Regions from separate parts of the Homo sapiens genome. Here all the other regions are linked to region 1. Evidence: chromatin loops called from intact Hi-C (ENCODE). Cell type or tissue: endothelial cell of umbilical vein. All regions are shown on one strand. Links, peaks and the distances in the headings refer to the core of each region. The heading gives the core; the rest is flanking DNA.

What was found. Peaks named below come from ENCODE experiments on the same cell type or tissue, not always from the same donor. Only the 100,000 strongest peaks of a DNase experiment are listed, where the experiment ranks them.
Region 2: a loop joins it to region 1, with 7 times the contacts of the local background. A loop is called at or near these places in 5 of 110 quality-filtered maps.
Region 3: a loop joins it to region 1, with 7 times the contacts of the local background. A loop is called at or near these places in 18 of 110 quality-filtered maps.
Region 4: a loop joins it to region 1, with 2.2 times the contacts of the local background. A loop is called at or near these places in 2 of 110 quality-filtered maps.

The regions. Positions count from the first base shown.
Region 1 is chr21:35,253,559-35,261,751 of GRCh38, reverse strand. No RefSeq gene overlaps it. Among named protein-coding and RNA genes, the nearest start is that of RUNX1, 210 kb to the right of the region's middle. In endothelial cell of umbilical vein, for the core only: no CTCF peak of the experiment used is centred there; DNase peaks (open chromatin) are centred at 4,111 and 4,951; H3K4me3 peaks cover 291 bases; H3K27ac peaks cover 1,810 bases.
Region 2 is chr21:35,373,720-35,381,912 of GRCh38, reverse strand. All of the region lies in intron 2 of LOC100506403 (a long non-coding RNA gene), which reads left to right. Among named protein-coding and RNA genes, the nearest start is that of RUNX1, 330 kb to the right of the region's middle. RefSeq lists a silencer at 4,088-4,382. In endothelial cell of umbilical vein, for the core only: no CTCF peak of the experiment used is centred there; a DNase peak (open chromatin) is centred at 4,202; H3K27ac peaks cover 3,096 bases.
Region 3 is chr21:35,200,702-35,208,894 of GRCh38, reverse strand. No RefSeq gene overlaps it. Among named protein-coding and RNA genes, the nearest start is that of RUNX1, 160 kb to the right of the region's middle. In endothelial cell of umbilical vein, for the core only: no CTCF peak of the experiment used is centred there; DNase peaks (open chromatin) are centred at 2,644, 3,444, 3,774 and 5,384; H3K27ac peaks cover 3,305 bases.
Region 4 is chr21:34,803,445-34,811,637 of GRCh38, reverse strand. The region is part of intron 7 of RUNX1 (RUNX family transcription factor 1); the gene reads left to right. Among named protein-coding and RNA genes, the nearest start is that of RUNX1-AS1, 29 kb to the left of the region's middle. RefSeq lists a cis regulatory region at 2,949 and enhancers at 2,901-2,969, 2,783-3,282, 2,797-3,307, 3,586-3,655, 3,169-4,368. In endothelial cell of umbilical vein, for the core only: no CTCF peak of the experiment used is centred there; DNase peaks (open chromatin) are centred at 3,567 and 3,967; H3K27ac peaks cover 2,527 bases.

The DNA.
Region 1 (8,193 bases), core at 2,188-7,187:
AAGGACTACTATAAACATTCTTACATTTTCACAGTCTACTTAGAATTAATAGTGTGCCACTTCATGTATGATATACAAATGTCGTAATTAATTAAATCTGTTTACTGATTCCGTCATCCTTTCTGCTCTAGTTGTCATATGTGTCATTATCTACATGCTTCATAAATCATAATACAAAGTTTTTTTTTAATTTAAGCAGTCTTTTGCCCACATATTTACCATTTCTGGTGTAAATGAGTTGAATTTATTTTGAAGATTCCATTTGCATCTAGTACAAATTCCTATCAGTCTGAAAAACTTCCTTTAGTGTATATTGCAGTGTGGACATACTGCCAATAAATTATCTTAGTTTGTATTTATTTGCAAATTTCTTTATTTTACCTTGAAGATTATTTCCATCTTTCTTGAAGGTTATTTTCACTGGATATAAAAGGATAACTTGAAAGTTTTGCTTTCTTTTATCACATTAATGACATTGATCCACTGTAGTCTAGCTTTCATAGTTACTGATAAGAAGTTAGCAATTGTTTGTATTGTTTTTATTCTATACCTATTATATGATGTGTTACATTGTTTCTGGCTGCTTTAAGAATTTTTTGTTTTCTGGTTTTCTTTCTTTCTTTTTTGAGACAGGGTCTCACTCTGTCACCCAGGCTGGAATGTGATACCACAATCATGGTCACTGCAGCCTCAACCTCCCAGACTCAAGTGGTCCTCCTGCCACAGCCTCTTGAGTAGCTGGGACTACAGGCATGCGCCACCACACTTGGCTAATTTTTTTAGAGACATGGCTTTGCCATGTTGCCCAGGCTGGCCTTGAACTCCTAGGCTCAAGCAATCTGCCTGCCTCAGTCTTCCACAGTGCTGGGATTACAGGTGTGGACCACCACACCCAGCCATCTGGTTTACTTTCAATAATCATAATGGCTCTTAGTATGGTTTTCTTTGATTGAATTTTCCAACCTTTATGTTTTTCACCAAATGTGGAGAATTTTAGGCATTGCTACTTCAAAAAAATTTTCCCTGTTTTCCTTTTGAAATCTTTTCACAAGCCAATCTGTTTTTTCTTTCTGTTTTTAAGATTTTATGACTGTATTGATCTATTTTCTACTTCACTGACTTTTTCTTGTGTCATCTCCTAGTTATTAAGCCCATCCAGTTAATTTCTTATTTCAGGCGTTGTATTTTTCAGTTCTAGGTTCTCATTTGGTTATTATTTATGGTTTCTATTTTTTTACTGAGACTTAGCATTTTTATTTATGAAATACATATTTCTCTTATTTTAGATCATGTTTAAAATATCTGCTTTAAAATCCTTGTCTGCTAATATCTGGGTTATTTCAGGATCGGATTTTATTAAGTCTTTTCTCTTGGTTTTGTGTTATATTTTCTTTATTCTTCGTATATCTAGTAAACTTGCTTTGTATATCTAGTAATCCTGGACATGGCGAGTAATACATTTTGGAGACCCTGAATTCAGAAAATTCAACCAAATCACAAAGGGTGTTGATTATTTTGTTTTAAGCAGACAGTTAACTTGATTAGAACTGAAATCCAAAATTTTTCATTCTTGTGGTGGGCAGCAGCTGAAATCTGCGTTCTGTTCTTTTAGCCTAGGCATCACTGCTTAGAGTCTACCCTGTGCATGCACAGTTCAAGGTACATCAGAGATTTGGGCAGAATTTATACATGAAATTTTGGATATCATTCTCTGGCTATCTTCTGTCTGGTTTGGTCTCCTGAAATTGTTTTTCTGGTTCTTCAAGCTTGTAAGACTGTTGCTTGTGATCCAAGTTTTCATTTCCTAGTGTAGCCCTAACTTGGACCTGCTCTCTGGCTAAAGCCTGTAAAAAGCAGAAAACTTATCATTGTTATGTTCTTCTCCTGAGCATTGATTGCCTCTCTGTCTTTGCCTGCCTTTGGTCTCTCTCCAGAGTATTCAGTCATTGGTTTTGAATAATTTGTACAGAGTTCACAGTTGTTACCTGTGATACAGTTTGTCTGACAGGAGCTATTCTGGTATTATCAGAAGCAGAAATTCCAGGCAAGTCGGGTGGGGAGATAGGAGCAACCCCTCAATTCAGGGCCAGTAGGCACATCAATTACAACTGGGTTAACCATTTACAGCGACCCACCTGGGCTAGGATTCCTCCTAGTTAAAGCTCAGATTACCAGATACAGGCCAGCCTGTGTGTAATAATCCTTTCAACTCAACTGATAGGCCACAAGCAACCAGCTTCCTAACTGAGGCCCCTACCTCCCAAGTTGATCACCCAAAATTTGTTCTCTCTACTGCCATGGAAGTGATCTACATAAAAACAGACCATACCATATCCCCTACCTAAGAATCTTTCCATGGCTCCTGACTTATCTTCAGAAGAAAACCCAAACTTCTTAACAGGGCTTAAAAGATCATATGGGACTTGAAACCCAAATATTCTGCCTCCTTTTTTGTCATTTTTCTCACCCCTTTCTCACCCTCACTCCCAGTAAGCATATTGTGCTGTAAGGACAATCAGATCTTGCTGATTCATGAAAGTCACCTGCATTTTTACACTTCCACATAATTGGAAATAAACTCATCTTGCCTTACATTATTTTTCTTTTTAGCTCTTGTCTCTATTTGACATCATAATACAGAAGTATATTTCATTTATTTTTCATTTATCTATTTACTTACTTTTTCATTCATTAATTTGATTTTACTCTGTGCCTTCCCTGTGGGGATATAGGCATCATGAATTAGGAACTTGGTTTTTTTCAAAATGATATCCCGAGTATTCAAAATGATATCCCCATTATTCAGAATACTACCTGGCACATAATAGACATTTCAATAAATACTTCTTGAATAAATATTGCACTTACTGGTTGAAATTCCCTCTCACTTTTTGCCCAAGGCAGCCTGCTAAAGGCATACTCAGAACCAGCTCAACTGTTTTCTTTGGGAATTCCTCTCAGCATCCTCTCACCTCCATAGAATGAATTATCGTCGTCATTCATTTTCCCATAGAATCTGTTTACCTTATTTATCATTTTTGTTTCACTGCCTGTTTCTGCGTTCATCACCGCACCATGGTATTAAAGCAAGACTGCTCATGAATCAACTTGTAATTTCGACCATGGTATGTATTCCCCACGCAATTCTTACTTCCCTTCAGAGAGGATTCCCTTTCTGACTTGTCTCTCCATTTGGAGAAAAACCCTTTTGTTCCATCAAGCCTGTAGATAAGGTCTAAGGCAGACTTGATTATACCAAAATCTGGTTACATCGCACTCACAACTAAGTGTGATTTTGGTGACTTGGGAAAACCGATGATAGTTTATTAATTATTCAAGCAGCCTTAGATATGAATTGGAAAATTATGCTGAAAACTACTAGTTGGTTTTAGGGCCCCAAATCAAGGCATTTCCTTTGGATCCATTGTTTTCTAATATTTGCAAGCTTTTCAGGATTAAAACCTTGAGATTATTTTTTGTATTATATTTGTGGTCCAATCTCATTTGATGACTTTAAGAGTAACTAAGTCTACTCACATATTCCATAGGAAGCATTATCCAAGCACCGGAGACCATGCTCTCTTCAACTTCAAACTGCAGTCAAGTGGAGTAAATAATGCAGAGAGCTAAATTAACTCAAAGCACCAATGATCATGGAATAACATTCCTCTGTTTACTGTTCAAGAAAAATCTTTACAAATGCTGAAATGCTGTTAGAAAATCTATAGTTATATTATTATCATCATAAAACTAAGAATTAACCTATCTTTATTCTCCTCTGAAATCTCCTTTCAAGAAATAAAAACAGCAGGTAGAAGATACCTTCAAAATGGAAGAAGCCTTATGCTATTTCATCTATTTGTCTTTCTTTGGGTTAAACTCCAGAAACCCGGCTTGGTGCTTGTTCACTGTCCACACAATAGTAAATGATCCCAGGAGAATAAGTACATGATCAATTCCTCAGTGTCTCTGGCAATATAAGAGTTTAAAAACATGTGTACATGTGCCTGTGCATACAACAATACACATATAAATCACGGATTTTTGCTGAAATGAAATACTGAGGCCATGTGAGCATTTTTCAGTCTTCAACTTAGACACTTGGGCTGCATGCCCAGCTATGACACATCGTCCATGTTTATGAAGTCAATTTCACTTCAGTTGTTAGTATCAGTTACCATCATTCTGGATTTAAAGCCACCAGCCCAGAGCCTTTCTCTGAGCTCTCACAGATTCTAGTAGCTGTAGCAGGCATGTGACACTTCTGTGCACACTGTCTCATCTTGTTCCTGGGCCATCTGTTTGAACAAGGCCTTTTCTCTTCATTTTATTATAAATTCTTGAATCCAGGAAGCATGTCTGATATTTCTCAGAATCCTTTTTAATGTCTACCCCAGAAGTCTGTTCTAACAAGTACTCCAAAAATGTTGATTGATTCTAAATGGATTCTCAATATTATGAACAACATTTTTAGAATAAAAGAAATATTCACTTTTGTGTTTGGAAAATTCAGTGGATATGTTAAAAACAAAATATGGAAATGGGGTGAGCTCTTAAGGACTGTGAATTTCCACAGCAGCGTATAATTTCAGTAGAAGATCCCAATCCAACTTCATGAGGAATATATTAAGAGACAAAATAGAGAAACTATGACAAACTGGGTTTAGTATTTCCACCTCATCAACAATTATTTCTACCACAATCAATGAGAAAAAAACAAAGTTGTCAATCTGGATTGAGAGTGGGCATGTGTGTTTTCTCTCCTCCCTTCTGCCTCCCCCTTTTTCTCTTCTGAAACTGAGTCAGACGAGGCCATATTTCCAGTTAGAGGTCGACATTAGAGCCAAGCAGCTGTTCAGAAATGTCCAAGTAGACAGCAAGTGGCACTGATGGAGTTAACGGCAGTGACTCACTTGGGGCATTCACAGCAGGTCAGCTGAAACTCTCCCTTGCTGTATAGAGAATTTAGTCCTGCTGGGCATGCGCCCAAGACTGTGAGCTGAGGTTGATAACAGCAGAGTGCCTCTTAGTTGCCACTGGTTGCTTTGCCGTTCTCAGTTTTCACAGTTTATTTAAAGGTGGATTTTTGTCTAACGCAATCATGAACGGTGATGGGAAGAACAGGCTGAGCAGCTGTTGACTGAAATAACAGAGGGGAGGACGGGTATCTGGAAATGCTCCACACAAGTTGTCCTGCAAGCTTTGATGATGACGTTCGCATAGAAAATTATTGGTCAGAACCAGGAAGTGGAGCAGGCTTCATGCCAGTAAGGCTAGCTTGGCAAAGGTAAGATTTTTAGGATTTCAGAAAGGTTTCATTCATCTAGGAATCCTTTTCTACAAAATGTTATGGTGTTATAAAGTTACTCAATGGAGCAACAATAAAAACAAATCAAAACCATCCAAAGGAAAAAATACATGAGAAGCAGAGCATACTTATATTTTGTGAGCTTATACAAGTTTCTCAATAACACAGAAGGGAATGTATAAAAATACGATGAAAGGCTGTTGTGAGTTTTTTAATTACAAAATATGATTATTTTAGGAGAAAGAAACATAATTACCTGAACTAACTCAACACTGACACAAGACCTATTTTCCTTTTTTTTTCTTCAAATTATTTTTTAAACTTTTTAAAGGCAAGTATCTTAGATTTGTTCCTTACAGGTAGACATTTCAACAAACAAGAAATAATATTTCCTGATATGAATAGTCATTAGGGTTCAAGCTTTATTTCCCTAAAATTCTAGCATGAGATCATGGTTTCCGTAGATAGGAGAGATCTTGTTTCCATTGCATTTATTTGGTAGAAAAATCTGATTTGACGATTTGTGTTTGCTATCATCAAGTTAATTTTGTGATTAGATCCAAAACCTAATTCTGATAGTCAGACCAGGCTGAAAGCCACAATAGAAAAGGAATTAGTTTCCTTTCCCAAGAATAAAATCCTTGCATTAAATAGAGTTTGGTAAATTAAATGGCTATTTTTGACCAGGAGAGTTTGCTAGGTACTTTAATTCATTAAACAATTTTTTAGATCTGAACCTTTGAAAATATATATTCTAGGTTCAAAAGAGAATGATTGTGCCGTCTGCATTCGTATAGAATGATAGAGCACTGTAGTTGTGGCGGTTTCTCAAGGGCAGAGATTGTGATGGCGTTGCCTGCCACTGTCTACCTCATGGTAGGTGCTTAATGAATGTTGGGTGAACGAATTAATTTTGACCACAGGAAGGCAAGGGCTGACAAGAAGTGTCATCTCTTCTTGGCAGAACAGATTAGTCATTAGGATCAAGTAGAAGAGAGGATGGGATTTAGGGCGATTTAAATCAAGAGTACAGAAGCCATTAGAAGACACTGCTGGGGGAGGAGGGTTTGGGAAAGTGGGAGAGAGTTGTAGGAAAACGTTTGCATTGGCCTGGACTGAGTTCGTTTCTTCTCATGGCGTCAGAGGCCAACTGAAATTCTACAACTGGGGAAAATGAAGAGGACATCGGGGTATCAATGGGGTATAAAGAGAAAGGAATGAGAATAGCCCCAGTAACAGAAACAAATGGGTTTTGAGAATGTGTCTGTTTGTTTCTGTTGCTCCTGCCCTGTTATTCCCCATCTTGGTGTCTGCCTTCCTCATCTCTCCTCTGTTTTAATCTAAAATCTAAAGCTGCTAAGTAAAAACGACTGGTGAAATGTTAGAAACACTTCCCAAACCCTTCAGCATTCTCACAGGGTGCTTTTTTTCTCTCCCTGATCCTGCTGATCACTTAGGGCCATTCCTGGCTACCACCCTCACCATCTCATGACTACAGTAGTTAAATGGCGCTACCCTTTCCAAGTGAGAAAGAATTTCTGTGTGTGTTTGTCTACCTCTCTAGAGAGAGAAAGAAATGGAACTGATTTTTCTTAAAAGATGAAATAAACTCCTGAAGTTTTTACTTTATAACAATTCTATTTACAGTTTCATTTCTTTTCTTCAAGTATCTTCTTAAATTGTTACCATTGACTTGGGGTTAGGCATTAATATCAAATGACATCTGTTTTCATTCTGTTAAGAAAAAAAATATCACACAATAATACTTATCATGATGGAGTAACCACTGACGAGACGTTTCCAGTATTGTCAAGCTGTTGAGAAATCCAACTTTTATACTAATGGGTAGAGAGGGATCTCTCTCTCCCTACACACACACAAGCACACACACGCACACACACACACACACCCCGTAAAAAATGACTCCACTGCAGGGGTAGTGATTCATAGGATATCAGTATGGCTATGTTGTTTTTTTTAAAAAAGCTAAAATTGGAGTCCTATAGCTCCTTTTGTCTTATTACCTTATTTTCACATAAAATGAGACAGGATTCCCTGCATAAAAATCAGCTTGGTATTTGTCACGTCTGTAGCAAGCGTCTGAACTCATTTTTATGAGCAGCCTGCTTCCCCATTGCACCTCCTGTGTTTAGTAATGCAAACAGGCAGAACATTGTGTCATTGTGAGGGTGACACTCCTTACGAAAGGCAGGGAGTACCGAAAGCTAGAACCAGAGTTAATGGGACTTACTAATAAAAGAAAAAAAATGTTTTGCTCCCACTCCCTGATCAGGAGGCCCTGCTAATTTCAAGGTATGAGGTAATTCAGACTCCGTGGCCGGCAGCTCCCTCCAGGCATTTGCCATTTCAAGATTGTCCTGCGTTTGATGTCACATCTTGTGTAAAGTCCACAATCGGAATATTAAGCTATTGTGATGAAGTGATTTGTGAGATGGTTGAAATTTGCTGAAAGTGTTCTCCTTTCTCATGCAAGAAGCCAGTGGATTCATAACACTTATAAAATGAAAAGAGATCATCGAATCCAATTTCAAGTCGTTATTCCCAAACTTGTTCTTAGTCCCAAAGTGTAGCTTTGCAGCTGCATTGTGTATTTTCAAGACCTTAAAATGAGTTTGGAGGGAAAAAGTCAAATCAAAGAGATTAAGCCACGGCTTAAGGTGACATAGGGTGTTGTTTGTGAGTGGATGCAGTATTTTCTACATTTCTGGTATGCACGAAGTCTTTCCAGCTAATGTGGTTAGCTTCAGAATCTAGAGTCCTCACTCACACCAAATACAAGCTTCATCTTTCAACATCGTGCCATTGTACCATGGCAGCATTTAAAATGAGGTTCTGGCTGCCATTGTGAAATGCTCCTACAGGTT
Region 2 (8,193 bases), core at 1,141-6,140, 120 kb before region 1:
TGAGTTCCATTTTTGCTTACCGTATTGAGCCTAGGTAAAGTGGATAGAGAATCTGGTTTAGATAAGACTCTGTGTTTACTAATTTACTAATGTTGAACTTGTCATGCATCACTGCTCACAATCTTATCTCTCTTAATCTGGTCTGCAAAATAGCAATAATGATACCTATATTACCTGTCCTTTATCCAGTTGCTCTAAGATCCAAAGGAGATGATGTTCGTAAAATAGTTTTGGAAATGATGAATAGATCATGTGCTTTTTCATACATGCAGAGAATTCTTGATCTGTTTCCAAAATTTTATAATATATGGAATTCAAGTTGACATTGCTTAGTGGTTCAGAGCATGAATTCTGGAGCCCGCCTGCCCAGGTTTGAATCCTGGCTTTGTCATTTACTAGCTATGTGACCTTGGGACATTATGTAACCCCTCTATTCCTCAGTTTCCTCCTCTGTAGCATTGGAATAATAATAGGATCTACGTCGTAGGGTTTTATGAAGATCAGAAGAATAAAAGATACAGAGCCACACCCAGCACAATAAATGCAATACAAATATCAGTTAAATAAAAATTATCTTTCTTGAGAGGCCTGAGAGAGTTGGGCTGGGGGCCTTGGGTTTAATGTTAGCTGCTGCTAGCTTTCCTCAGGCATCACTCTTTTAAACCAGGTCGCAGCTCTGCCATGTTTTTGTGCTCACAGGTTAATTTTTAAGCAAGAAGTTTTGCTAGGGTAGCCTGACTTTAGATGTATTAAACTCAGAATAATATGTCATATTTCATTTTAAGGGTACATGAGGCAGCTTAGCACAGGTCTTGGGCAAGTGATATAAGCTCTCTCCAAGCCCCCAGTTCGGCCTACCTTTGGGAGTTGGGAAGACAGACAATGGAAAGGATTTTATATATATATATATATAAAAATTAATATATATAAATATATATTTTTATATATTATATAATATATAATATATATTAATATAGAGATATATATATCTCTATATATTTATAGAGATATAAATATATATATATTATATAATATATAAATATAATATATATATTATACATATATAATTTATATATATAATTAATATATATTTAATACTTTAAGTTCTGGGATACATGTGCAGAATGTGCAGGTTTATTACATAGGTATACACATGCCATGGTGGTTTGCTGCACTCATCAACCCATCATCTACATTAGGTATTTCTCCTAATGTTATCCCTCCCCTAGCCCCTCATCCAGCAACAGGTCCCGGTGTGTGATGTTCCCCTCCCTGTGTCCATGTGTTTTCATTGTTCAACTCCCACTTATGAGTGAGAATATGTGGTATTTGGTTTTCCTATGTTAGTTTACTGAAGATGATGGTTTCCAGCTTTATCCATATCCTGCAAAGGACATGAACTCATCCTTTTCTATGGCTGCATAGTATTCCATGGTGTATAGGTGCCACATTTTTTAAGCCCGCAAGCCACCTTAAAAATGTCTTGAAGATTCTGTGAAACTTGGCTTCATCCAGTTATCGTACCCTTTGTCTAACACCAAGTAATGCCTGACAAGAGTTTGACCAGCATGGTAGCCTGAAGATGAAGTATCATTTAACTGGAATAATAATAATATTTTTGCCAGGTAAAACATAGGATGCCCAGTTAAATGTGTATTTCAGATAAATGGCAAATAATGTTTTGCATAGCGGTGTCTCAAACATTTCATGGGACCTAGTTATATTACAAATATTTACTGTTCATCTGAAATTCGAATTTAACTGGGAATTTTGTATTTTTATTTGCTAAAACTGGCAACCTTTGATAATAGGATTTACCTCAGAGGATTTGGTGATTAAATAAAGTTATACAAGTAGCATGCCCAGAAGAGTCTTCACATGTAATATGTGTTTAATCAATGGAGGTATCTCTTAAGTAAATGGAAAACAATTTCCCGGTTCCGTAATGATTGCTGGGAGTTGACCATGCTAGACCATGCTAAATTTTGCATATTCAAAATAATCCAGCATTCAGCTGAATATTTCCCCGTTTCTGTCTGCTTTTTAGTTAGCTCCTGTCTTTCAAGTTATTTAAGAATGCTTATAGGCTAGGTGTGGTGGTTTACACCTGTATTCCAGTGCTTTGGGAGACTGCGCTGGGAGGAGAGCTTGAGGCCAGGAGTTCAATACCAGCCTGGGAAACATAGTGAGATCTTATTTCTACAAAAAATAAAAAAAAATTAACAGGGCATGGTAGTGAGCACTGCAGTCCCAGCTACTTGGGAGGCCAAGGCAGGAGGATCTCTTGAGCCCAGAAGTTTGAGGTTATAGTGAGCTATGATTATACCACTGCACTCCAGCCTGGGTGACAAAGCGAGATCCTGTCTTTAAAAATATTTAAATAAAATAAAAAATATATTTTTAAAAAAGAATACTTATAATTTCGTTATCTCCATTTCCACATTATATTGTAGATGCTTAGTAAATGTTTAAAAAATAGTCTGTGTTAAGCTTTGAAAAAACAAACATCCAGCCCAATCCTTTTTCCTCTTTTTGTTACTGAAAACATGGCTTATTAAGTTTTGAAGACTCTCTCTTTCCCAATCAGTAACTTCTACCCTCTCAATTCCTTCTACAATGACATAATCCAGCCTTTCATACCATCAGGCCCACTGTAAGAACTGATCCTGATACCAGGTACTTTGTATCCAGGAATGGAATCACACAGTGAATGGGTGGAGTTAGGCATAGCTTAGGTCTACTTTGGGTGCCCAAATGGTGAAGAATTGGCTTTTAATTGAGGAAGCCTTTCATCTGTAGACTGAGGCCTAAGGGAAAACACTCAGCAGGTTCTCTATGCCTCTTTGTGAAGACCCGGAATCTCATGACAAATGACCAGGGACTGAAGCCCCAGCCAAACAGCTAACCTTGTCCTGAAGGATAAGTCACACTGTGTGAGGATCATCTGAGGACTCTCCTAAGGAAGAGGAATGGACATGTAAGATCCTGGTCTACTGCATCACTCTATTCTATGCTCAGGTCTTACTAAAAGAGAACAACAAGGACAAGGCAATAGATACGGCTGCTGATCATTGGTCTGGTCCTCTGTCCCTGTGATGAATTCTTTATTGCTCACTCTAATTATCTCATCATCATTGTTTCTCATTGATGTGCTCCCTCTTGCTCTCCTTCTCATTTGTCCCCTGCCGCCACCCGGCCGCAAGACTGTAAAACTGTAAAACAAGATATTGGATATGGAGGAGTGACTGGTATGAAATGCACCTTTGAGTGTAACTTCCAGGAGTCCCTAAGAATCAAGTCCGTGCCACAAAATACAGTAGCTATTACTAGACAAGCAGCTCTCATAGATTGCTTTAATGAAGCTGATTTTTCATACACCTACTTCAGCTTTCAGAAGTTTTCCTGGAGGTTTGACTGCTTATGCATTGTTTCTCACTACTGGAGAATTTCTGATGTTTTCATTTGTTTGTCCTTTGAGCAGAGAACCAGCAATTGGATAACAAAAGTATCTCCTTTTAAGCACATTCAGTCTTTTGGAAAAATATTTAGAGCTTTCTTAAATATAATAACACATAATAAAAATGATCAGCCTGTAAAGCTACAAGTCCTCTCTGGCCTTTTGTGGTTGTTTTGTCTGCCTCCAGTCATTGCACTATCCTGCCATCACTTTCTTGCAGGGAAAAGACTTCCAAAAGTCTTATTTGCCACCTGGTCCCAGAGACTTCCCCAGTGTGTACCCAGTGGATGCAAGTGAGAACACCGCTTTTGGGGTCCTAAGCATGTGGGTCACAGTAGTTTGTGGGAACAATGTGTAATAAAAGTCTTCTACATTGATCAACTTTTGATATTTACGTTGGTTGGTAATGAGAGAAAGCTCATGTATGAGAGATAGGCATGGTTGGGAGTTTAGGTTCTTTTTGAATTCGTTCATATGGGTCCTTAGGCAAACCTGTTCCCTCTTGCGACATATGTTTTCATCCCGTGGAGCAAGACCAGCCTACCACAAAATGTGTGATGAATATTTTATTTCTGAACCTAACTACATGATTTTGTATGGAATAAAAACATAAGAAATTCATTGTCCGATGTTGTAGATGCTTTTTTATTGGCATCAATTGTCAGAGGTGTAATAATTGCAAGCATCCATATCACAGGAAATTCCAGAGAAGTGAGAAAGACTTAGAATAATAGAATTTTAATGCAGGGAGGAAGCTTAGCGATCACTCTGGCTGTGAACTGCATCTCCAAGGAGGAACTCACATCTTGGGACAGCCAAGGTGACACAGTAAGCTGGGGAGGGGCAGGAGAACTGGGACCAGACCCGGGGGTCTGCTCTCCTAAGCCCATGCTCTTCAACTGTGGCTCTGCAGAAATGTATGTGTTTTTTGTTTTTACTGAATTGAATGTCTGAATGAACTCCAATTCATTTGCAAAAAATGCCAAGAAAAATGTTGAGTTTGTTTTTTTAAATATCCAGAATTAAAAATGTGTGTTGCAGAGAATAACACCCTTTTAAGAATATATTATTAAACAGGATCACGGGAAGGCCTTTAAGGTATTAATGAGTGGATTTCACAGGAAGCAAACCATCATATATGATATAGTTACATTTTACATTTTATATCTTTGGAACTCAACTATAATTGAAGGCACTGATTGCACTTATAAGTGAATATTCTTTCTGCCCTCAATGTGTTTTCTGAGATAGGTGTATTTGTTCCAGTGTACTATATTTGTTGATTTTATTAAAGATTCTATTATAATAAAATTTAAATATTCACATTTCTGTATATAAAATGAAAGTGTAATATTTATTATATAATTATAATAAAACAAAAACAAACCAACACTGAAAGGATGGGGATCCACAATTTTACTTTCTTATTGTTCTAGCCTGTTAGGAAGTCTGTTGTTTATAAATTGTGGTTTCTGAAATAACCCTCATTTTTTTGCTACCACTCTGAAGTTCAGTGTTAATTTTTTAGCATCAGCTGTCATCCTTCCCATCACAGTCACCACTGGTAGTTATAAAGCAATTTCAGTTCTATCCATTAGCCAAGAAAAGAGATACTTATTCATAAAATACTTGGAAATTGTCAGAAAAATACAGAAATGGGCAGCATTGAGAGTGGATCGGTACTGGAATCCGTGCTATGAGTAAAGAAATTTGAAGTTAGAAGCATGTGTTAGAGAAATCTGTGGAGGACAACGAAAAAAATTAAAAATAGAACTACCAGTGGAAGCAATCCCACTTCTGGGTATTTATCCAAAATCATCAAAATCAAGACCTCAGAGAGATATTTGCTCTCCCGTGTTCATTGCATCACTACTCACAATAGCCAAGGTATAGAGATAACCTAAATGTCCATTGCTGAAAGAGTGGAAGGAAGCCGGGCGTGGTGGCTCATGCCTGTAATTCCAGAACTTTGGGAGGTCGAGATGGGTGGATCACCTGAGGTCAGGAGTTTGAGACTAGCCTGGCCAACATGGTGAAACCTCATCTCTACTAAAAATACAAAGATTAGCTGGATGTGGTGGTGTGCACTTGTAGTTTCAGCTACTTAGGAGGCTGAGGCAGGAGAATTGCTTGAACCCAGTAGGCAGAGGTTTCAGTGAGCCGAGATCATACCACTACTCTCCAGCCTGGGTTGACAGAGTGAGGCTCTATCTCACAAAAAAAAAAAAAAAAATGGATAAAGAAAATATGGTATATTCATACAATAGAATATTATTCAGCCTGAACAAAAAAGGAAACCATGAAATATGCAGCAGAATGGATGAACCTGGATGACACTGTGTTTAGTGAAATAAGCCAGTTACAGAAAGACAAATGTAGCATGAGGCATCTAAAATAGTCAAACTCACAGGAGCGAGAGTAGAAAGGTGGTTGCCGGGGGTTGAGAGTGGGAGGAAATTGATGTGTTGCTATTCAAAGGGCATAAAGTTGCAGTTAGGCAAGACGAGCAAGTTCTATAGATCTGCGGTACAACGTTGTACCTATAGATAACAATACTGTGTTGTACACTTAGACATTTCTTAAGTGGGCAGATCTCATGTTAAGTGTTCTTACCATAATTTTTTTAAAAAGTGATATGGAGGACCCAAAATACATCAGGCACTGCTTGTCTGTAAGCCACTGGAGAATGCCGTTGGCCTGTTTTCTGTCTTTAGTCCCAGCAGTAACCCCTCTATCATAGACATCATTTACCATGAAAAATGTGAACCCTAGAGAGAGTAAGTACTTTGCCCCAACTTATGCAACTGGAAGCATTAGACTTCATATTAGAGCTAATGATGAGGTCATCCCTGGGTGTGAAGGGTAGTGAGATCCTCCATCCTTGGGGGATGGTTAACCATCTACATCTTCTGTCCCATCTTCCAAAGCCAGAAAGAATCCATGGCTTAGGGATTCTCTGGTCAAAGGCTGACTTCACTGAAAAAGAAGAAGATTCAGATCAGTCTGTGCTGGGTGAAGTGACTCCAGAAATATGACGCAACTTATGCATTATGGGGAGCACACACCAAGGGGCCAGGCATCCAGGAGTGCCAAGACACTGTCCAGGCAGAAGATGAGCTTTCCCTTACATGGCTAGGTATGAATCAGACTCCAGCAATCCAGGCAGCTGTAACAGGAAGGCAAGTCTTCCTCCAATTCTGAAATAATTAGTAGTCACCATTAGGAATGTTGAGGCCAGTTAGTGTGTTCCTGTCTTCTAGACTTATCTACAGGGATCAGAAACATAGCCCTGACTGAATGGACCTCTGTCAACAGTGTAAAAGTCCTCTCTCATTCCTTGTCTAAATAGGCCTAATTCTTAGAGATCCCATAGATATCATAAAACTTATCTTTTCTAATAGGCAAGAGGAATATCACAATGCTAATTGCCTCTTTAAAAAAAAAGAAGTTCTGATTTGAAACCTGATAAACCTCTCAAGTAATGATTGGGTCATGTTTACCTAATTCTTATGCATCGGTGAGTGTCTAAAAGAAATCATTATTAAACCTAGCTTGCTGACTGCTTTCACTAAGTGTTAAATAATAAATAATGCATTTCTACTTCAATTAATCTACTTAGACATCTCACAGGCCAAATGCCTTGGTGGAGATGTTCTAATCTACAGAATCAATCCCCGGCATGACTCTGCCTCTTGACATTTGGAGCTCCCTAACACAGAGCTCTTAATTCCATATACAAGGTAAATGGATAATTTAGATGACCGAGTTCTGCCATTGTGCTCAGACTGATAAATAAGAGAAGGCACTGTAATGACAACTTGCAAATCTACTCAAGGCAAAATTTGGAATGAATCTTCACTCCCATCCATATGAGGCAATTTTTTCTTAATTTCATATGCTTGTACATTTTTCACCTTAACATGAAGGTGTGCGTGTGTGTCTAAGACTTTTGTAGAAGTGCTACGCATATTGTTTCCTTACTATGGGGTTTATTAAATGATCCAAATTCTAGTCTTATTAGGACTGCTTAAAAAGTATTAGCAGAAAGTCTGAGTATTCAAGATAACAAAAAAGTGTTTATGTAATATTAACTGTTATTTTGATATTTCCTTCTGATTCTCGTCTATGTAAATAAATATCTTATACAGTTGAAACCATAGTATACATGTCATTTTCTAACACTTTTTGATAATCATTATGTTGAAAGTGTTTCCATGTGACAGGAGCTTTAATAATTATAAATGTTAATATTAAGAATAATACCATGACTCATCTAAAAATGTACAGTGATTTAACACTCTTATTAATTTTGGAAGTTTCATTTGCTTCTCTATTTTTGTTATTAATTTCATAAATAATACTGACGTGAACATCTTTGTGCATAGAGGTTTTCTTTTTTCCTTTCTTTTGAGGTCAATGGTCTAAAGACATATAGTACAATTGCCACATGTAAATATATAGATTCACTCGATGCTTCCCAGGATTAGACATGATCACTGTGCAAAATATGTGATAATACAATAAACAGAAAGTTACTGTTTTTTTAAATGCATACTTTTAATTAATAGTGAGATTGAGACTTTTCCATTTCTGTGTTCACTAATTCTATGTTATCTTCTGCTTCTGCATATCATTAGGCTATGTATCTGTTGGCATCACTGCTTTATCATTTTAGGAGATTTCATCAAAATTTTGCAGGATTTGTAACCACATATAAGAGGAGTGGAGGATTAAAG
Region 3 (8,193 bases), core at 1,132-6,131, 52 kb after region 1:
AATTCTACGACGGGGAAAAAAACCCCAGCTCAGCTTATTCTGGTGGAATACTGTGTTATGTTAAACATTTTCTTCTTACCTGGTGGGATCAGAATATATTTTAAGTTCACTTGATTTTTGCTGAGCCACAAAATATTCTTGGTGAGAGGGGTGTTGACACTTACCTATGCTATAAGATGAAGGGAGTATCGTTTGTGCGGTAGGAAGGAGAAAAGAGAATATCAATTTGGCTTTTTGTTACAAAACTAGTGGGAAATGAGGTCTTTGGTGACTTTTGTCTTTACTTGCCAAGTTTGTATATATGCCACAAAACACAAAACTATTTACCGTGAAAATGCACAGCACGGTTTAAGCTCCAAAGAAGGGTATGCAGATTTAATCAGCCTTCTGGGCTGGTAGTAGTATCATCATTGGTGTTTTCTATTTGGCAATGGGTGTTCTGAGGAAGAAGGTAAAGAGGGATACAGTGACCCCGAGGACGAGGAGGACCTCAAAAACCCGGGAGTAGTGTGGATCCCACGGGACGGAGGGTTCGTGATCACGGAAAGCCTCTCCAAACACAACACAACTTCATTTTTGATCTACGTTTTTCATATTTCCCAGAACCGTGGGCTGTTTACAGAGTCAGGAGAATTTTTGCTTTGACATGAAGTAATCTTGTCCTTTGGGAGCCCCCGAAAGTTAGCCAAGGTTTAAAAGAGTTCCAGAAACCACTTTTCAGCCCACTGTGAATTTGTGGGCTTTACTGTGGTGGGTGCTTGTGTTGGAGGAGCTAAACAACACTGCCAGCATTTTTAAAGCTTTTTTTTCTTCTTATAAAAATCTGTTGTGCTGTGAAAAATCATAAAACTACTTCAAAATGTTCTTCACTGTCGTCGAAATCAGCTTGGCTCAAGATACTATAACATCTAAAGTTAATTATACATCAGTAGTTTATTTTAACATTATCTGGGGCTAAAGGAAATAAATGAGAACAAAAATGGAAATAATTCGATAAAGCAGATTGTTTTTATTAAATATATTCATGTCTATTCAAATTATTTAAGCCCACATAGCACAGCAATTTCTGAGTGCCCCACAGCTAAAGCTGCAGGAACTGAGCAAATCTATTACTAGTTCTGCGTCCGCAGTAGGCTCCAGAGCCTGTACAAGGCTCTAGAAGGTTCCAGAAAGTTCCAGCTCTCAGATGAAGGGGTCATATTAGACAGAAAGGTAGATCTGGTCCTGCCAGGGTGTTAGGGGCATGGTTATCCTTTCCCTGAGATGGAAACTAGTAACAGTTCTCACATGATGATACACCAGGCTCAGGGAACAGGGCAGCCAAAGCCACACCCGGACACCCGCAGGGGTCCTGGAGAGACTCCCGGACTGGCGATCTCAGGGAACAAACCCCGCTTCCTGACAGGAGCACTGTGAGTGGCAGAGCCCGTGGGAGGCTAAATGTGACCCTGTGAGGAGCAACTGAGTTACAGGATGTCCTCTGTGCTGGGTGGAAGATAACCAGGAAGGAGCTGGACACCTACCCAGCCCCGGGGTCGTCTCCTCCCAGGTCTCTCCTGGCACGTCCTTAACACAGAGTGGTGCCTGGGAGGTTCCCAGCACAAATGCTGGTGCTGGGCACACAGGGGCCAAGGAGACAGGCCAACCCTCCCCTCAGCACTCAGGGTCTGCAGGGAGACCGACTGGAAACAGCTCCTCCCCAGGCCTGGGTGCTGCCCAGAGAGCCCGGGCCCCAGGGTCCTCTCCCCCGAGGCTTTAAGATCCCAGTTTCTACATTTCCCTCTTTATTCCAGAATGTGTGATTTTCCCGGTGTGATTCCCTTTTGTCTCTTTCAGTTGCAGAGCCACACAAGGGTATGCACTATTTCACTCTGATAGGGAAGAAAAAGTGTTTTCACAAATTGAAGTGTGTTGTGGTGGTGTGGGCACCCGCATGGTGAAATGGCAGAGGCATCCCTTGTGAGTGGTTTCTGTCCCTGGGAAGGTTTTGGAAGGCACAGATTCCTTTGGTATAGTTGGAACCTAATGTGGAGACTGCTGGTGGCAGGCATTTCCTAAACATGTGTGGAAGGAAGGAAGGAAAGAAGGACAGAAGGAAGGAAGGGAGGGAAGGAGGAAGGGAGGGGAAGGAAGGAAGGAAGGAGGGAGGGAGAAAGGGAAAGAGGGAAGGAAGGAAGGAGGAGGAGGGAGGAAGGAAGGAAAGAAAGGAAGGAAGGAAGGAGACAGAGGGAGGGGAGGGGAGAGAAGAGAGTCAGAGACACAGAGAGAGGAGGGGGAGGAGGGCTGAAGAACACAGGCGTTCAGACCTCTTCAGGCCTTGGTCAGTCTGAACATTCGTCCACAATCTCATGGTCACCTCCACCCCGACCTTCCTTCTTCCCACTTGTCCGGACATGCGAAAGTCTCCTAGCCCAGGCAGTTAAGAGAGGAGAAGTCATCATTCATGTGCTGCCAACACCTTTGAGTTAGACACGGCCGAGCTTTCTGTAGGTCTGCCTCTTCCAGCGGACACCAGCTCTCCCCACCGGCAGGCAGCAGGGCCCTCCCACTCTTGGGCTCCACCTCCTCACTGTCCCCAAGGCAAATGGAAAGCCAGGTGTGTGTATGAATTCCAGCAAGGCAAAAGAAGCAAGAAAGAGAGCAACTGAGATGTGGAGATTAAAAATAGGATAAACAGGAACTGAGAAGTCTGGGTTTCTATTTTTCTGGTTCACTTTGTTTTCATGCTTCCCTCAGTGAACTCTTGTAATTGTAGTCTCTCCCAATTAAGCAGTCATTTGTAGCTCAGGATAAGAAAATAAAGAAAATAAGACTCCTGAGTTCCCTGCGTGTAGAATTCCCCACCCCTCATCCTCAGAATGCATTCATTCCCAGCACACATGAAAACAATTGTCTGTAGGAAAAGAAGAATCAACTTTAGGCTTTGCCCAGAAATGCCAGCACAGTTCCTTCCATGGTGGTCGATGACCTCAAATTGGAAATGTGATAAATATAAGAATATCTATACCACATAAAAAACCAACAAGCTCCACACTTTGATTTTGCCCTATTCAGGGCAAGCTCTGATGTAAGAGGATGTCGGATGAACACGGATGCCCACGTGGCTACCCTAGGCCAGGGTTAAATCTCCTGGTGGTGAAAGCCTCTGTGCTACAGGGGAAAAGGTGTGTAGGCCGTGTGTGTGTGTGTGTGTGTGTGTGTGTGTGTGTGTGTGTGTGTGTATCCAGGAGATCAGCAGCCAGAGCTTCATTTATCACGGCTTTGCTTCCTAAAATGTAACTGGAGGCACAGAGAGCTCTTTATAAATCAAAAGGCCCCTAGCTTCCACTAGCCTGAAACAGTAGAGACGGTGGGAGCTGCCTGTGTTGAGTCTGAATGAAACACCCACTCAGCCCAGCTGCAAGCTATCTAAAGCAAATATCCCGACAATGGCCTCTTGCCCAGAAACGGCCTCAGCAGCCTGCCTCCCTGGACAGGAAGGAAGGCGCTCTGGAACAGAACCACTGCCCACGTGGTGGTGGGGGTGTGGGGAGCTCTCTCCTGGTCCCATCTCGCATTTGCCCCAAATCAAAGTAGAGGCTGCTAAACGGCTGATAGAGAAAGATGGACCGTCTAACTGCTAGTCAATGTTTATTGTATTCTTAGAAGCAGCGACTCTTCTCAACTTCCTGTGATCAAAAACGCTTGTTAATCGTTCTTATTAAAAGCCAGATCTCCCAACGTACAACTTTGTTGCACGTGGACTGAATTAAAAGCAGGAGATTGTTTTCATCTCTAGAATTCAGCGAATGCCAAAACAAATGTACATGAAATTGCCGGCCCTTTTTTTTTTCTTTCTTTCTTTCGTTATCTCTTTTCCCTTATTTCCCCCTACAGGAGGCAGCGAAACCTAGTAAAGAAAAAGAGGAAACTGGAACCTGAAGCTCAAAATTACGGGCAGGGAACTCGGATTCTGTCTGGGTGGAAGTGTTAGGTCACAATAGGATCCACTCAACCATCATGTTGCTTTTACTTTTCTCTCCTGCTGGTTTTCCGGGGGTACAGGTTTACAGTATGTGTCAGTGACTGAGACAAGCCCTTCCAAAGTGGCCGTTTTCTTGCTAATGTTAAATTATTTTTGATGCATTTTCTCTAGATTCCCCAGTTCTTGCAGGAAAACATTCAGAATGTGTTTTGATAAAATAGTAGCTCAGAAAAGCTCGTGCATCTTAGAAGCTTGCCATTTAAAATACAGATGTCCAGTTAAATTGAAATTTCGGAGAAGCAACTAATTTTGTTTAATGTTCAGGTAAACAATGAATGATAAAATATTACATGGAGTACATGTATGCTAAAAATGTATTCATGTTTATCTAAAATTTATATTTAAGTGGGTATCCTGTAGTTTTTAAATCTGATGACCCAGAACAAGTCAGCTCATTTGACCACATGTCTGCTGCACATATAGAGAGTTGAACACGTTCTAGGTAGTAATTATTCCCTGATACAATCATTTCGTCTTTATACCGCTACTCAATACCAGTACCCAGAAATGGTTGAGTCACCTAATGTAATTTTGCCAATCTGTTATGAGGTCATAGAAGACCGTCACTGGTAAGCTGCATAGAGAATCTAGGAATTGTTCTAACCGTGGTTCCTGACAAGCTCAAGCCCTCTAGACTTTACTTTTCCACTCCTCTAGCTTGGCTGGAAGGGCTGTAGCCACTTTCTGACTTTCTAGTCAGAGAGCCTTGAATATGAAGAAGGGTGGCCACGTTTCCATCTGCGAGGCTGACAGTCAAGGGCAGGAGTGTCTACCGTTTGCACAGTAGTCTGACGAAGGATTTCTCCCCAGTTGATTCCAAATTCATAATTTTCTGGAGTATAAAGGGACTGAACAGTATGGAGGTAGTCTAAGACATAAGACCTTCCTTTCAAAACTCAACTGCCAAAGTCAATGGAGCTTGCTACCACTTTAAAAACATTCCCAGGTCCAGCACACACGATCTAAAATTAAACTTAATTATCATCACTTGGAGATGCTCTATTAGAGGAAAGTCTGTGAGTCAATATGAAACGTCCTGCTGATCATCATCTGCAAAGTGGCCGAGCCAAGAACTGCTGGGACGCTCTGGCCACATATGGAACAGGACATGATATACATGATCTGATACTCTCATCTTAGACATACATTTTCTTAAACATCGAAAACAACAGAACGATTCTCCTGAGTGACTGTTGGATATACCTTTTTGTATTTTAAAAATGTGCTTGCTCCACTCACAGGGACCCTGCTGCCTGATCACTCAAATCACCTCATGGGAAACTCTGAGAAATGCTTTATTTAGAAGCAGTTCGGACTGTGAGTCATGCAACATTTTGCTGTGTTTTTCTTCTTCAGTTCTCCTGCTCCCATAAACATTTATAGGAAGACAGGATATTTCACTGCGTTTCAAGAGTCCATCTGCCACAGATGCTTGTTCCCCACCTGAAGTCATCAACTTTCAGGAAAGAAAATATCTGGTTTTCTTTCAAATGCTGATAAAGAAAAAAAAAATTGGCAAGGAAAAAGGATGACCCTTGAGTAGAATTACCTCTTCCCTGAGTGTTTCTCACGATTCTCTGTAAAGCATTGGTAGTTTAATGCTGGAATCCACCCTGTGGTCAGAGGCACAGTTTTATAAGATTAATAGTATTCTAAAGGAACACAACAACAAAAGATTAATAGTATTCTAAGGCAAAGAAGTCGCAAAGGACTTTGTCCCCTTCATGAAGCAGTGGAAAAAATTATTCCTTTTCTTTTCGAGGGGAGGGTGTCTGTGGGGAGTGGGGAGTGGCAGGCAGTGTCAAAAGCTTACTTTGACTTCCTGATCACATTTTCCTTCAAAATTTTTCACATTTCATTTAAGCCTGCAAGTATCCACTTACTGAAAATGACCTTCTTCGGATCTAAGAATTCTGATATAATTTAGTTGATTCCTTCTTGATTCTAGGGTAAGTTTATGGGCTTTCTTGACTTTGGATTAAAAGGCAAATTTCCTTTGAGATACAGAAGATCTCTCCCTTTATGCCAACATCAATCCTCTTTCAGTAGCAGTTTCCCAATATTTTCTTGATCTAAAAAAAACAAACAACAACAACAAAAACTTCTTTATTTTTGTTTTTCTCAAACACCTAGTTATCTACTTTCTTTTTGGATACTTTTCCTTTTATGTTTTTATTACCCTTTGCCTTCAGTATGTTAGAAGGAGGTTGCCAAATTTCCTCTGAATATTAGCTTAGTCACTAAGAGTACTGGATTTAAGAGGTTGCTTTTCTCTACTAAGCAATACAAAGTAGATGTTCTTGATTATGTCTCTTTTTAGTGGTAGAAAACAGTTCATAGTCATCACTGAACATCATTCACTGGGCCTGGAACCTGAGTCTGAAGGGTTGAGGAAGGCAGTGTCATGCAGTCTTGGGGAACAGAGGCTCTCTGGAGCCAAGACACCTGAGTTCAAACCCCAGTTCTGTCACTTGCTAGCTGTGTGAGCTTCAAAAATTGAACTAACTACTTGAAGCCTTGGTTTTTCCCTCTGTAAAATGGAGAAAAAAGTGGTACCTACCTCATTGGGTTGTGAGGATCAAAAAAGTTGATATTTGTACTTATAACAGTACCTGGTACATGGTAAGTGCTATGAAAATATTGCTATTATTGCTATTGAAAGATTGGGCCTATGGAGACACACTTAGGAAGCTAGACATAGAAATTTTGCACATCATTAATAATGAATGAATGAATAGTATTAAAATGTATTTGTTCAATAAATATTTAGGGAGCAATTACTCTGTACTGAACACTGTGCTAGGTGCAAGACACAAAAACTCAAAGCTATAGAATGTACTCTAAGGGAGCTTAGGCTCTGGGGAGAAAGCTATGGGCATTGTGGGCAGACCAAGGCTGTGGTGTCAGATAACTTTCAGCTCAAGCCCAGCCCCATTAGTGGAAAGGGATTGGGTAAGTGAATTTTCTCACTTGTGAAATGGGGATAATTCTACCTTATTAGGTTGTTTCAAAAAGTAATGGAGAATACAGAACATATACACATGTATTTTAAAAATATACTTACCCCAGTAAAAACTCAGTGAATAACATGTGTTATATGTTACATATGGACATGTCTATGTCTGCATATAGGTATTTAGAGAGGGAAAGAGAAGAACTATGATATGAGTTGATAGTCACTCTAGCAGGTTTGTTCCAGGCAAAGTCAAAGCCCAGAGGGAGGGTCTTGAGCCTGCCTAGAGAATCCCAGGAAGAGAAGAGGGGCAGAGACAAAAAAGACAACTAAGAGTCCACCTTTGCAGAGAACAGGCAACCTGGGGCCAATCAACCATGCGTGCAGAGGCCTGGAGGCTGAAGGACTGGTAGGTTTGAGACAGCTAAGAGTTCAATATTGTGAAACAGAATATGCAAGGCAGAGAGGCGGTAAAAAAAGATGTTGCACAAACAAGCAGGGACTAACTCACATCTTTGTCAGAATGTCACTTTCTTACTGATTTCTTCCCTGACTACCCTATGTAAAATGAACCCCTCCTCCAGCATTCCCTAGAATCCTGCCCTGCTTTGTTTTTCTTTGTCACCTTGTACACAAGTCACCTTCTAAAAATAAGTATAAATATACATGTATGTATACAAATGTACATATACATGTGTGTGCATGTCATACAAACACACACACATGCATGAGTTATTTTGTTTATTATCTGTCTCCTCTCAGTAGAATGGAAGCTCTACCAGAACAGGGATTCTGTTCACTGCTATTTCCTTAGCACCTAAATCAATGCCTGGCACACAGTAAGTGCTCAATAAAAACAGGTTGAACTGAATAAATGACTGCATAGCCTCCTCCGGCAGGCAAGAAAGGTGAGCTCATTCTTTGGTCAGAAGAAACTTGAAAAATCCTAAGCAAGGGAAGATGTGATCATATTTTCCTGTTCTAGAGGCATTGTTCACGGTGGACCGTCATGGAGTCCTTTCAATGATTTGAGCTAGCTGCATGAGGGCCAGACCCAGAGAGTGAGAGAACTGGGAACAGCTGGCAGAACTGGATGGCAGATTGGAGGGGACATAGGGAGAGTGGGCAGGTAGGATTCCCTCAGGTGTCTGGCTTGAGCAAACAAGTGTTATTCATGGAGAAAGGATAGGAACATGCGTCAGTGAAGCCAAGAAAA
Region 4 (8,193 bases), core at 1,142-6,141, 450 kb after region 1:
TGAAAGAGAAACTCATTGTTCTGCACATTCAGAGACTTCCTAGTTGTAAAGCCGTTCAGAGCTCTTGGAGGTGAAGGGGCAGCCAGGGAATCACATAGAGTGAAAGACCTGTGTGCAGCGGCCAGGTCAGAGGGCGTGTAGAAGACGACATGAAGCATTCCCACAGGGCAGTTCCCTGAGGTTCTGTCCTCCAGCTCTTGCTGCAAGGAATTCTAGAAGCCTTGGCCTGATGTGTGGGAAAGGAAAACAAGGTGAAGAGGATGCAGGTAGGAAAAGAAGAGCTGTGACAAGGTAGTCAGATGGGAGGACTGCATGAGAAAAACAGAGGAAGAGAGCACAGAAGCAGCCCTTTGATTTCACTCGCGTTTATTGAAGGGGACGAGGCACTTCCACTTGGGGAATTCTACTTCCCTTTGTCAGGATATCCTTCAAATTGGGAGCATGGAATGGAAGCTCTTAAAGAAAGAACGGTTGCCATTCATTGTGGGTCACACTTCACAAGACAAAGAGCAGTGAATCCTCGATTTGTAAAATGCAGCTTTCAGAATCTGTGTTGTGGCTGGCACGGTGCAACACTGCTGTGAGGCCCTGACGCAGCTGTGTTCTGCAGGGTGGCTATGGTGCTCCTTGTGAAGGAGGAGGCTGCTGCTCTGCAGGAGGAAGGGCTTATGTTGCATCCTAGCGGTGCATGCTACCCCGCTGGAATAGTGCACCTTGGAACTCTGGCTGCCTAAGGAAGGTCTCATTTCTGGTGGCTTTGTGAGACCAAGCCTCTCCCTCTTCTGTTACCTGGAGCAACAACCAGCTAAGCCAACAGTACTCTCCAGACACTGTTATCCTTTCCTGGAAGGGCAGGGGAGAGAAGACTGTTTCCTGCCTTCAAGGTGCCAGCTACTGCATTGACAATATCGGGCAGAGGGGCACATTTCACCCTCCCAGGAATCTAAGGGACAGATGCAATAACATCTCCTTATGGGGGGAAACTGAGTCTCCAAGGCATTAAGTTACTTGCTTCAGCACACTGTGAGTGAGGGGCCAAGCTAGGGTCTCTGTCCTTACCTCTCAGACTGCAGAACTATGCCCTTATTGTATCCTTACTGAAGCCCTTTTGGCTTTTAGAGAGACAGCTCTGGGATGAGGTTCCCAAATCCTGAAAATGTTTGGGGCCAGAACAAACAAAAGCATCTTTATGTTAAGCCATATTTCATGTTTATTGTTTTGAATTCTCCTTTTCCCCCATTCATATGAGTTTTTCTTCTGATTTTATTAGAATGCCATGCCTCAGAGTTTGCTGCTTAAAACCAGAATCCCTGGCATAAAATCCAATAAGCCTGCCTTAGGGCCCATGTCATATGGAAGCAGAAGACAACAGAGACTGCTTGCTGGGCTTCAAGCCACTCTAGAATTTTTCAAACAGTTCTAACATTTTACAACATCAAAAAAGTGCCAAAGTAAAAACTAAGGCTGCAGCTAGGAGAATGCCCACTGAGAAACCCGTGGTTGGGTTTGTGTAGAGAGGAAGGCTTTTGAGATCACTGCTCCATGCCCCCTCGGCCTCTCCCACCAGAGGTCTGGCTCAGGGACAGCACTTGGGCACAGAGAGCTGGGGCAGTGGCAGAGATGGATGGGGTAGTCACCAGAGGAAGCCCAGGCTGCAAACTGGCATGACACACACCTGTGTGGAACAGATCTCCATCTGAGCTGGGCTCAAAAGCATCGTATTCTCCAATATCGACAACTCATAGGTTAGGGGGTTCATCATTTTGTAGCCTCTGCAGTCCCAGACGTAAAGTCACTTCTTTTTTTTTCTTGCGTGCTGACACCCTAAGGCATTACATGGACCCTGGCAAATCTCAGCCATGTTACTTAACATGATCTGCCCCAGCGACAGCTCTTAACTGTATCTGTTTAGCCAGAGATATCACAGGTGCCTCTCTAGGAAATCCCACCGGCCCCTCATCAGCACAGTGGAGATTGGCTGTAAAGCACGGCCTTCCATGCCCAGCCTGGACTGCAGGTTGGAGATGACAGTCTCCCAACCCAGGCCTTCCAAGCATAGACTATCAAGCGTGCACAATCCTCTTGATATCAGGTGCCACCTCAATGGAGTGTTCTTCAGAAAATTCTGTTTCTTTAGCTGTGTGCAGTCCTGGGAGATGCTGTGCCTCTTCTGCTTGAAGCTTCCCAGCTCCCACTTGAGGTGTCAGTGATTTGTTTTACTGGAGTGAGTATCCTCATTCTCCACCAAGGGTCCAGTCTCAGGATGGAGGCTGCTTGAGATATCCCAGCCCTCAACACAATATTTCTGGCTCATGTTTTTCAAGGAACTAAGCGGGGCAAAGGTGCCAGAGGAGTAGAAGGGAGCAGAAAGTTGTCTTTACCCTCCTGGAGAAGAAGGACATGGAGGAGTGGAAGGAAATAAATAGGGTGGCCATAGAAGAATCTAAACATCCATGATGTGCTGGTGTTGCAGGAATGTACCCAACCTGTCTGTAGAGCTCCTTCAGGCCTGGAAAGTTGTATACGGGGGGCAGAGGTGCAGAAAGTGCACAGTGCAGAAGATCCTTATGGAAAAGATGTCTGCAACAAATGTTTATTTAACAAAGTACAGAGAAAGAATCTGTCTGCAAGGGAGGAGGCAGCAGAAACCAGAAGGTGCCTTCTGTTCCCTCTGAACTATGGTCCCTCCAGCTGTGTGCACTGAAGGCCACTCTCCCTCTGCCTCAGGGACACGATGCCAACTGAGAATGAGACATGTTCTAAAAACACCCATCTTTTCTGGAAGCTAGTGACCTATCCTTGAACCCTCCCTCCAAAAGCACTCTGCCTAAATACGTAGCCCTTTCCCAGACGTGTCTCAGACTCATCTGGCTGAGGGTAGCAGCCTCGTGGTGCAGGGTGAACTGTTTCCCCTGGGAACCGTCTGACAGTGCTAATGAGGAATTGCATTTTGCGTTTATAGAGCACCTTTCATCTGTGGATCTCAAAGCTGCCCCACAAACATTAATTAACTCTCACACCTGTGAGGCAAGTGAGCCTGGTTACCCCCATTTTTAGAGGTGAGGAAACAGAGGTTTGAAAAGAAAAGGACTCCAGGGTGAACCAGCAGGGTTGGGGGCGGCCTGATGTGAGGAACCAGCATTCTTGATTCACAGGGCCCTGACCACAAAGCCACAAAGCTTCCCCGGCGAGGTGATGAATACGGGTCCCGGAAGCAGGGAGTGGTGGAGAGGCGGACACAGGGCTCCCTTCTTCCTTCCCGCAGGCAGCCTGCCACCTCCCAGGCTGGCAGGTCGGCAGTGAGGATGGGATCCCTCAAAACCTGAGGCCTTTAAAACAGCATACCCAGGCAGGGTTCTGCCCCGGCTTGGTCTGTCTGCTTCTCTTCAAAGTAATTGCTGGAACAACGAATGCATCTGAGCTACACATGACTAACCAAGATGTCTGCAGCCGGCCAGAGACGAACGGTTGGCAAATCCTGGAGCTGTTTCACAACCTCCCTTTTTTCCAGGATCCAGAGCTGGTGCTGACTGACTCATGTTATCATGGGATTTCAATGATATAGCAACAGTGTGCTGAGCCGGTGTCTGCTACCTGGGGGTACCTGTAGTAGGAATAGGTGACTGCTCTTCTTACTTGTGCTGTGCCGGAGCTTTGCTCCCTGCTGCAGAGGCCAGAGGAAACACTGCTTCTCAAAGACAGTGGAACTTTCAGGGAAATGTCCCTTTCAGAGCAGAGTCACCCACCCCCAGGGACTCTGAAAGGCCCCTGACATCACACACCTCTGACAGATGTGATGCTGGGAAGCATCTGGGGTCACCCCCTTTGTCTGCAAGGGGAGCCTAGGCCTTTCTTCCCAGGGGTCCCAGACAGTGAGATGCAAACCACCACTGGGGCTCGCCCTAACACATCACCCTGGAAACTGACTCACATCTCTGAGTCCTGAGTCACATCCTGTTGTGTGTTCTGAGGTCTCCAAGAGGGCATTACACCAGCTCCCCATGACTGAGGTGAATCTGGAGGGAACCCTGGGAACGTCCCTACCTTCCTCCAGGATGAAGGAGGGAAAAAATTCCTCCAGGGAAATAACCAGGGCTGCCCCTAGGGTTTATATGTTCACCAAGCTGATTTGCCTTTTTCAAAAATAGATGGTAGAACCCTGTGGTCTATGTGACTTTTATTTTTAAATAGCTCTGAGAGATGACTGAAAGACCTGGCGTTTTAAAGATGTCAGCCACACAATCAAGGAAGGGGCTTTCTAACTATAACCTTCTCCAAGCCCAGGATGAAGGGTGCCACCGCTCAAGGGGTGCTGTTGGAAACCCAGCTTCTGAGGGTGGGTGTTTAAAAGACCCTAGAGTGGACAGTCAGAGGAGGGCCGGGAGGGGTCTCTATCCATCTTCTCCCAGCGCCTGTGGGGAGCACGAGGACAAAGAGGGATGTTTTGAACTTTTCAAAGAACAAGATATTTTGTTCTATTGATTTTGTCTATTATTTTCCTGTACTTAATTTCACTGGTTCCTAGTCTAATTTTTATTATTTCTTCTCTTCTGCTTGCTTGAGGTCTGTATTGCTATTTTCTCCAGTCTCCTGAGGTGGAAGCTTCAGTGACTGATTCTGGATCTTTCTTTTCTAATATATGTATTCAATGCTATAAATTTCCCTCTAAGTACTGTTCTATCTGCATCCAAAAATTGTAATAAGTTGTATTTTCATTTAGTTCAAAACATTTTTTAATTTCTCTTGAGACTTTTTATTTGACTCATGTCTAATGTAGAAGTATGTTGTTTAATCTCCAAATATTTGGAGATTTTCCAGTTATCTATTATTGGCTTTTTAATTTAAATCCATGTGGTCTGAGAAAATACTTTGTATGCTTTCTATACTTTTAAGGATCTTAAAGTGTGTTTTGTGGCCCAGAATATGGCTTATCTTGGTGAATCTTCCATGTGAGCTGAAGAATGTGTATTCTGCTGTTGTTAGAGTATTCCATAAATGTTAATTAGATCAAGTTGACTGGTAGTGCCGTTTAGGTCAACTGTGTCTTAATTTTCTGCCTGCTTGATGTATCAATTACTGAAAGAGGGTTGTTGAAGTCTCCAATTGTAATAGCGTATTTACCTATTTCTCCGTGTAGTTCTATCAGTTTTTGCCTCATGTTTTTTGACACTCAGTTTTTAGGTGGACATATATTAAAGATGCTGTCTTCTTAGAGAATTCACCCACATTATCATCATGTAATTCCCTTCTTTATCCCTGAAAATTGTCCTTCCTCTGAAGTCAGCTTTGTATAAAATTAACATCGCTGCTCTGGCTTTCTTTCAATCAGTGTTAGCATGGTGTACCTTTTTCCATCCCTTTACTTGTAATCTGTATAAATATTTTTATTTAAAATAGGTCCCTTGTAGACAATATGTAGTTGGGTCTTGTCTTTAATCCACACTGCCAATCTCTGTCTTTAAATTGGTGCATTTAGAGTATTCATATTTAACCTAAGTATTAATATAACTGCAGTAGTATCAATCATATTTATAACTTTTATATTTGTTGCACCTGATTCTTCCCCCCACACCTCTTTTTCTACCTTTTATAGGTTTAACTGAACATTTTATATGATTCCATTTTATCTCCTCTGTTAGCATATTAATCATTCTTTTTAAAAATGTTTTTAGTTACTGCCCTAAAGTTTGAAAAGTACATGTATAACTAATCTACATCTAGCATCAAATAACTACCACTTCTTCCTTCCTGTTTATATCATTACTGCCTTTTATTTCATTTATCCACATGCTATAATCACTCAATACTTTGTTACTATTATTGTAAACAGTTATCTTTCAGATCAGTTAAGAAAAATAAAACTTAATTTTACCTTAATATAGTACTTTTCTAATGCTCTTCCTTTTTTATGCAGTTCTTTTTGACATTTCTCATAGGGCAGGTCAGCTGGCAATGAATTATTCCAGTTTTGTTTGTCAGAAAATATCCTTATTTCTTTGAATTTGAAGGATAATTTTGCTGAATGCAGAATAATAGTTTGGTAGCTTTTTTGTTGCAACACTTCATGTATTCTCCTTTCTTTGTGTTTGCATGGTTTCTGAAGAGAAAGATAATGTAATTCTTATCCTTTTTCCTCTATGGATAAGGTGTTGGCTTTTCCCCCTCTCTAGCTTCTTTCAAGATTTTCTCTTCTCTTTGGTTTTTTGCAGTTTAAATATGATATGCCTGGGTGTAGATTTGGTATTTATTATGCTTGGTGTTCTCTGAGCTTTCTGGATCTGTGGTTTGGTATCTGTCATTAATTTTGGAAAATTCATAGCCATTAATACTTCAAGTATTTCTTCCACTGTTTTCTTTTTCTTCTCCATCTGGTATTCCAATTACACATTACATCTTTTGAAACTTTCTCACAGTTCTTGGATGTTCTTTCTTTTTCCTCTTTATCTTTTTGTTTGGTAAGTTTCTGTATCTTCAAGTTCATTGGTTCTTTGCTTTGTCATGTTCTGTCTACTAAGTAAGCCATTCCTCATTTCTGTTAGGGTGCTTTTGGTTTTTAGAATTTGCTTTTGAGTGTTAAGAGTTTCAGGCTGGGCACGGTGGCTCATGCCTGTAATCCCAGCACTTTGGAAGGCCGAAGTGGGTGGATCACCTGGGGTCAGGAGTTCGAGACCAACCTAGCCAACATGGTGAAACCCTGTCTCTACCAAAAATTACAAAAAAAAAGAAAAAATAGCTGGGCGTGGTGGCAGGTGCCTGTAATCCCAGCTACTCGGGAGGCTGAGGAGGAGAATCACTTGAACCCAGGAGGCGGAGGTTGCAGTAAGCCAAGATTGCGCCACTGCACTCCAGTGTGGGCGACAGAGCGAGACACTGTCTCAAAAAAAAAAAAAAAAAAGTTTCCATCTCCCTGCCTACATCATCCATCTCTTCTTGCACCTTGTCTTCTTTTTCCACTAGAGCCATTAACATGTTAATCATTGTTAAATTCCCTGTCTTGTAATTCCAAAATCTGTGTCACATCTGGGTCTGGTTCTGATGCTTGCTTTATCTCTTCAGACTGTGTTTTTTTCTTGCCTTTCTTGTAATTTTTTATTGAAAGTTTAACATGATTTATCAGGCAATAGGAACTTAGTAGGCCTTTAGCGTGAGTTATTATTCTCATGTACCCAAGAGTTGGGCTGTATTTAATGTTTTCAGAAGGTACCAGAGACTTCAAATTCCTCTAGCGTCCTTGTTTTTGTCTCCCATGTCATCTGTGAGCTTCTCTATGAACTCCTCCTTAGTCAGTATGTTGAAGCTCTTTCAGCCATAACCCACTGTTATAATAATATATTGGATCCTGTGAGAATCTGGTGGAGTTCCTGAATGAAAAACCCACAACAGTGCACTTCCTCCTGAAACTGTAGCCCCTAGGAGTGTCTTATTCGCACACTAGTCTGTACTGAGCCTCTAGCAATCTGTCAAAATCACCATTAAGTGTTCTCATCAGTTTATGAATTCAGAAATTCTGCTCCCAGCAAGCAGACCTCACTATGATTCTCTATATTTGCCTGCTTCTCAAAATTTGGGGTTGCAGTTTGCCCTGCAACTTCAGCTTTCCATTGGACTTAAGAAAAGTCATGGATTTTCAGTTTGTTCAGCATTTTTTCTTATAAAAACAAGAGTGATGACTCTCAAGCTCTTTAAATTTTGGAACTGAAACTAGAAGCAACAGGACATTCTGACATGAATTATTTAAAAGGGTCATTGTTGACTCTAGAGACATTTTAATATTGCTGCATCAAAAGATAAAAGCATTCTCCTTTCTTCTTGTGTGATATATGCCGTGTACACCTCTGAGCTCACCACTAACCTCAACTCTACCTTATCCCTAACTTCCCATTTCAAATGGAAGGGAATGGGGATCAAGGAGTAGAAGGCCTGTTTTACCCATTATTGATGATTAAAAAGCTGAAAATAACCCATCACAAAATGGCCTCAGTAAAGTGGCTGCATCAGACATCATTTAGCCTGGAAAACCAGTATGCATAAAGGCTCAAATTTAAATTTTTGAATCCAGTGTTTTTTATTTATTATTATTTTTTTTTTTCTGAGACGGAGTCTGGCTCTGTCACCTAGGCTGGAGTGCAGTGGCACGATCTTGGCTCACTGCAAGCTCCACCTCCTGGGTTCATGCCATTCTCCTGCCTCAGC